Linked DNA regions of Homo sapiens: region 2 is linked to region 1. Evidence: read pairs that join two places in POLR2A ChIA-PET (ENCODE). Cell type or tissue: PC-9. All regions are shown on one strand. Each heading gives the region's core, and the rest is flanking DNA. Links, peaks and the distances in the headings are about the cores only. Region 1 overlaps RIN2 (Ras and Rab interactor 2). Region 2 overlaps CFAP61 (cilia and flagella associated protein 61).

Region 1 (2,914 bases), core at 297-2,796:
TTCTTTGTTGCTTTCCTTTGCAATGGTTTTTCTCCTTGATAATTTAGGGATCCCACAAAGTCAGAGGCTCTTGTCTTTTTAGAAAAGGCATTTATCCCTCTTCCTTTTATGAAGTAAGCACAGGGATCTTGGGGGTGGGATGGGGTGGGTTTAGGAGATTCCTCTGGCTCTCTGCTAGACTAATGTTGTTGAAGGAAGGTGACTTCATCCTCATGGATGGCAAGACCCTTTGGAAGGTTTCATGGCTTGTGAGAAAAGGAGGCTACAGAGGGAGGGAGGGAAGGAGGGACAGCCAGTGGGATGGACCAGGCACAGATGGGGAGAATGGTCCTCCTAGGTTGACGGAGGCGCTTTATTAGGGTGGCTTCTTCAAAGCTTCTTATCCCCTCAGTCCTGTGAGGTCTGATGTCTGAAGTGACAGTCAGACAGCTCCCTGTCCTTCCCTCATGGTGGGAGGCTGCTCCTGGCCATCTGTCATGGATGGGGCACCCACCCATCCTCTCTGTATTCCGGGATTCCTGCCTTAACAGATGGTGTGTGTTTCGTATGACAAACACTGTCTCTGGGCACACCTCATACCCTAGTTTTCCCCAATATTTGCAGCTAATGTCTTTCCCTAAACAGTTTACAGGATGACCTTAGACCACATATATGATCTAAATAATACAAATAACCTACTACACTTTAGTATCAGCTTAGGCACTCTCCCTCTTTTAAACTGTGCTTCCATGGGACGTTGGGATCAGAGGTAGAGTCATTTCAAAGAACAGGGCTAGGAAAGGGCAGATTCAAGGTTGGTTCCCAGACCACTTTCTATTCAAGGGCAATGTGGTTGCATACAGAAGGGGTACTTCATCCTTTCCTGGGCATCAGAAAAGGATTCACAATGGAAGAGATGTCTAAGCTACGGTGGATGGAATCATCAGTGTTAACTAATAACACGTGGGTTCCAGGCAGGAGCGGCAAGTACAAAGAGTGAGAAATAAGCTGGGTGTGATGGCTCACACCTGTAATCCCAGCACTTTGAGAGGCTGAGGCAGGCAGATCACTTGAAGTCAGGAGTTCAAGACCACCCTGGCCAATATGGTGAAACCCCATCTCTACTACAAATGCAAAAATTAGCTGGGCGTTGTGGCACGCACCTGCTACTCGGGAGATTGAGGCAAGAGAATTGCTTGAACCCGGGAGGCGGAGGTTGCAGTGAGCTGAGATCGCGCCACTGCACTCCAGCCTGGGCAATAGCGTGAGACTCCATCTCAGAAAAAAAAAAAAAAGAAAAAAAAGAGTGAGAAACAAGAGAGGCTTGGAGCACCTAGGGAAGGAACGTGGAGTTTGTAGGGGCCAAGGGAAAAGTTCTCCTTCACCTGCTGAAGGTTTGCTGTAAAATCAACTCAGAAAAGGCAGGTTAATTGGGGAAAAGGCATACAGATTTACTTAACGTGTCTACAGAGGAGCCTTCAGAATGAAGACCCAAAATACAGGGGAAATTGTGTTTATGTTTAGGTTCAACAAATATGGACAGCCGTGTAGAAATGTGACTGGACAAACAGTCTGATTGAGTGCGAACAGACTGCTTGGGGAGATCCAGCAAGGCCTGTCTGTCTAGATTCCTCCTGGTCTCTCTGAGCAGCATTCCTTTCTTCCAGGTATGGAGCTGACCCTCTCCGGAATGCTCTTATGACCTATAGTTAGTCACAGTAGGTCAGACAGTTTCTTTATGGCCAGTTTTTACACAGAATGGTGGAGGGAAAGTTACAGCAGTAAGTTTAGGTTTTGTGGCTGGCTCTGGGGAAAAGAGGTTATGGGTCCTATGACCCACTTTGAAGGAGAATTCTAGTTTCTCTGGCTAGCCTCAGGGAGGATGGGACTGAGAGACCAGAGGGCAGGAGGTCAGAGAATGACTTTTGCTTCTGAGGCCCTCATTTTGGGGTACTGTTTTCTGAGCTCCTGCGAGTTCATTATGGCACCACTTAGAATGCGAGGCTCCTGGCCAGGCGTGGTGGCTCACTCCTGTAATCCCAGGACTTTGTGGGGGCTAAGGCGGGTGGATCACCTGAGGTCAGGAGTTCGAGACCAGCCTGGCCAACATGGCGAAACCCTGTCTCTACTAAAAATACAAAAATTAGCTGGGCGTGGTGGCAGGTGCCCATAATCCCAGCTACTCAGGAGGCTGAGGTAGGAGAATCACTTGAACCTGAGAGGCAGAGGTTGCAGGGAGCCGAGATCACGCCACTGCACTCCAGCCTGGGCAACAGAGCAAAACTGTCTCAAAAAAAAAAAAAAAAATCAATGCAAGTCTCCTGCGAAACATGGAGAGAGACGGAGGATGTGACCCAGACCCTCTGAGGGCTTCAGTCCAGGGAGGGAGGCAAGAACTGTACCTGCAGGACAAGTGGAGGACAACTTAGGAGAGCGTCATGTCCCAATGATCCAGACTGTGTGTCACGATGGAGAAAGTCTGTGAGGGAAACAAACCAGGTTCTGCCTGGTCTCTCCCTATGTTTTGATCTAAATAGCATCTCAGGCTCCTTGTCTATAACAGGAGATGAGGGAAGGTCTCAGACCAGGTTCCCTAGAAGCAGACCCCGAGGTGAGGATTCATGGAAAATGGATGAAGAAATATTCACAGGAAAACAGGAGAGTGGGGAAAGGGGGCCAGAGGCAAGGAAGCTGAGCAGTGGTGCAAACTGGAATGCTCTGGAAACAGTGGGAGCCCCACAAGAGTAGCCAGATCGGAGGCCAGCTTTCTGGAGACGCTCTACCCCTGCATCAGTCAGACTAAGGGTTGCCCCAAGTGCTTCCAGCTCTCTCTGCATGCGGGCAAAGCGAGTCCCATAGAGAGCATCCTCTGACAGGGACCCAGGTGCTGGCTGTGGCTTGCAAATGTGCATGAAAATGATTTAGGACTCTGAAG
Region 2 (2,914 bases), core at 248-2,747, 310 kb after region 1:
AACACTGCCCCACCCTCTCTTTCCTCACCAGAACCGTGTATAAGGCAGTGCCAGAGCTGCACTTCATATTTCTCATCGTGCCATCCTACATGAGCCTAGGTAAGGCCCGCCCAACCACCTCTGGTCCCCGGTAGCAAACATTGAAAATTCACTCCCAGAATGGTGCTTTGGGGAATGAGAAATAAGAGTGGTCTCCAGGTCCTCAATGTACCATGTGCATATTTTATTAGAACAATTAAGCACAATTTAGAATGGAAACTACATTTTGTTCTGACATCCCAAATTTATTTCTTGATAAATAAGGACATGTTTCTTTATCTCTGTGATTTAGGCTCAACTCTCATAACTGTTTTTGACCAAGTGGGGAACATCCCGTGTCTGACGTATGAGGAAGACTTTGCAGTGCATATATGTCACAGGCACAGCCACTATCCTCAGCTGCACGTTCGCAAAGCCAGGTACAGTTGGAGTCATGCCTTGTGTGACCTAAGCTTCACTGGGACAGTCATCTTCCCAAGACTCTTTAAACTACCAATGCTAAGTGACTATAGCTTAGATCAAAATTTTTTACAATACTCATAAGCATTACTTCATTTGGATATCTTTATAGTTCCCCTTAATGACATTATTTGCAGGACTATCTGATGATACTCATTTGGTTCTATGTGGCTATAACATTATTCATTGACTCCTTAGGGGTTTCTGAAAACACACAATCCTAGGTCCCACACCAGTAAGATAACTTTCAAATAAAACAAGCTTAAAAATGAACCTGCCTATTCAGTTTTCTCGGTAAAACCCACCTATTTTCTGACATTCAGTGAATGAGGATGCTGTTGACCCCAAAGAGGGGTTTTCCAAATTGAAGGTCTCTACCATCAGGTGCCCCAAGTCCAGCAGTCTTAGGGAGATGGCTGTGGCAGTGTTTTCCAAAGATGGCTGCCACACTACTTTCCACCCCGCAGGCTACTCTTTGATGTGACTTTGCCACTCCTCTCTTCAAGCCTTGGGCGCTCCGTCCTCTCTTCCTGAAGCTGGGTGGGTTGTGACTGCTTTGACCAGTAGACCGTGGCCAAAGGGATGCTCTGGGACTTGTGAGGCTGGGAAGCTTCTGCCTGGCTCTCTCAGGATGCTTGCTCTGGAGGAAGCCAGCCATATGTAAGAAGTCTGGAGAAGCCACATGTTCGCAAGGGGAGGGGTGGTTGACAGCCCCAGCTGGGCTCCCGCTGACAGTTAGCTTCCACTGCCTGTGGTGTGAATGAGCCATTGTGGACACCCAGCCCAGGAGAGCCCCATATATCTACAGCACAGCTGACATCTGATCGCAGCCACATGACAGACCCCAAGTGAGGATGCCCAGCTGAGCCCTGCCAGAGTTCTGACTCACAAAACCATGAGCAATGTAGAGTGGCTGTTTGGAAATAAGAGTGCATTATGAAATCATCTCACAGAGGTGGTTGCTTGGCTTATCAGTGAAGAATAAATTGTATCTTTTGGGATCAGCCATTGCTGTGTTTGAGGAATGCTGACTTTCTTTAGAAAAGTATTTTAAAAGTTTTAAAAACTTTATAAAAGTAAGAGCCTATGATTTACCAGGCATGTAGCAGTGGTATGGCATCGTTGTTAAGAGTTTGTAATGCTGGCATCGGATAGATCTGGATTCTGATCTTGGCTCTCCTGCTCACGAGGTGGGTTAACTTACAAAAGGAACGTGACATCTGCGGGGGTGTAAGTTCCCTCTGTCAGTGGGTGTAAGCGTATTGTCTACAGCACAAGATTGTGATGATTGTGAGCTAATGAACATCAAGCACTTAGCACACTTCCTGCCACATGTAAGGGCCCAATAAATATTAAATATTATTATGACAAAGGGGCTTAGAGTTAAGTGGTGGGGAGAGACTCATCTTCAGTTAACTGTCATGTTGGTAGCTGAGAAGCGGGATGCACAGACAGAGATGAAGACAGCTTCATTACAACTGCTCCTCCGCCCAAAAAAACCCCTCTAAATGTCCATCCACCAGTTAATGTTGTTTACCCTTATAAACTGTGGTACATCCATACAGTGGATGCTACTCAGCAATTCAGTGGAATGAACCATTTACATATAGTAGCATGAATCAATCTCAGAAGGTTTATGCTGAGTGAAGGCAGACTTAGAAAAGCATATACAGTACTGCTGATTACACTTTTGTGATATACAAAATGGGTGAAAAGCATCCACAGAGATAGGAATCAGATAGAGATAGAAACCAAGATCATGGAGATCATGACACAGGCTGGAATTCTAGCAGCGACAGGTCACAGAGATCCAGGTTGTTGACAGCAAGAGTCAGACTCTGTAAAATGTTTGAAGAGGTTTATTCTGAGCCAAATACAAGTGACCAGGGCTTTGACACAGCCCCAGGAGGTCCTGAGAACATGTGCCTGAAGTGGTTGGGCTACAGCTTGGTTTTATACATTTTAGGGAGATATAAGACACAAATCAATAAATGTAAGATGTGCATTGGTTCAGTCTGGAAAGACAGGACAACTCAAAGCAGAGAAGAGCCTTCCAGGTCATAGGCGGATTCAAAGATTTTCTGATTGGCAGTTGATTGAAAGGGTTTATCTAAAGACCTGGAATCAATATGAGGGAGTGTCTGGGTTAAGATAGGGGTTGTGGAGACAGAGGTTCTTATTGTGCAGATGAGGCCTCCAGGTAGCAGGCTTCAGAGAGAATAGATTGTAAATCTTTTTTATCAGACTTAAAAATATGCCTGACTCTTAGTTAATTCTCTCTTGGATCAGGAAAAATGCCTGGAAAGGAAGGGGATTCACCACAGAATGTAGAATTTTCTCCGAAGAGACAGTTTTGCAGGGTCATTTCAAAGTATGTCAAAGAAATATATTTTGGGGTAAAAAACTTCAGTTTATT

What was found. ChIA-PET counts read pairs that join two places held together with the same protein. Peaks named below come from ENCODE experiments on the same cell type or tissue, not always from the same donor. Only the 100,000 strongest peaks of a DNase experiment are listed, where the experiment ranks them.
Region 2: POLR2A ChIA-PET joins it to region 1 with 5 read pairs; 3 of 35 experiments call an interaction of 5 or more read pairs at or near these places.

Annotation. Positions count from the first base shown.
Region 1 is chr20:19,765,654-19,768,567 of GRCh38, forward strand. The region is part of intron 1 of RIN2 (Ras and Rab interactor 2); the gene reads left to right. Among named protein-coding and RNA genes, the nearest start is that of RIN2, 8.9 kb to the left of the region's middle. In PC-9, for the core only: no CTCF peak of the experiment used is centred there; a DNase peak (open chromatin) is centred at 1,648; H3K4me3 peaks cover 329 bases; H3K27ac peaks cover 2,500 bases.
Region 2 is chr20:20,075,158-20,078,071 of GRCh38, forward strand. CFAP61 (cilia and flagella associated protein 61) reads left to right here. Exons shown (of 27, transcript NM_015585.4): 5 at 32-99; 6 at 332-458. Among named protein-coding and RNA genes, the nearest start is that of CFAP61, 24 kb to the left of the region's middle. In PC-9, for the core only: no CTCF peak of the experiment used is centred there; a DNase peak (open chromatin) is centred at 1,414.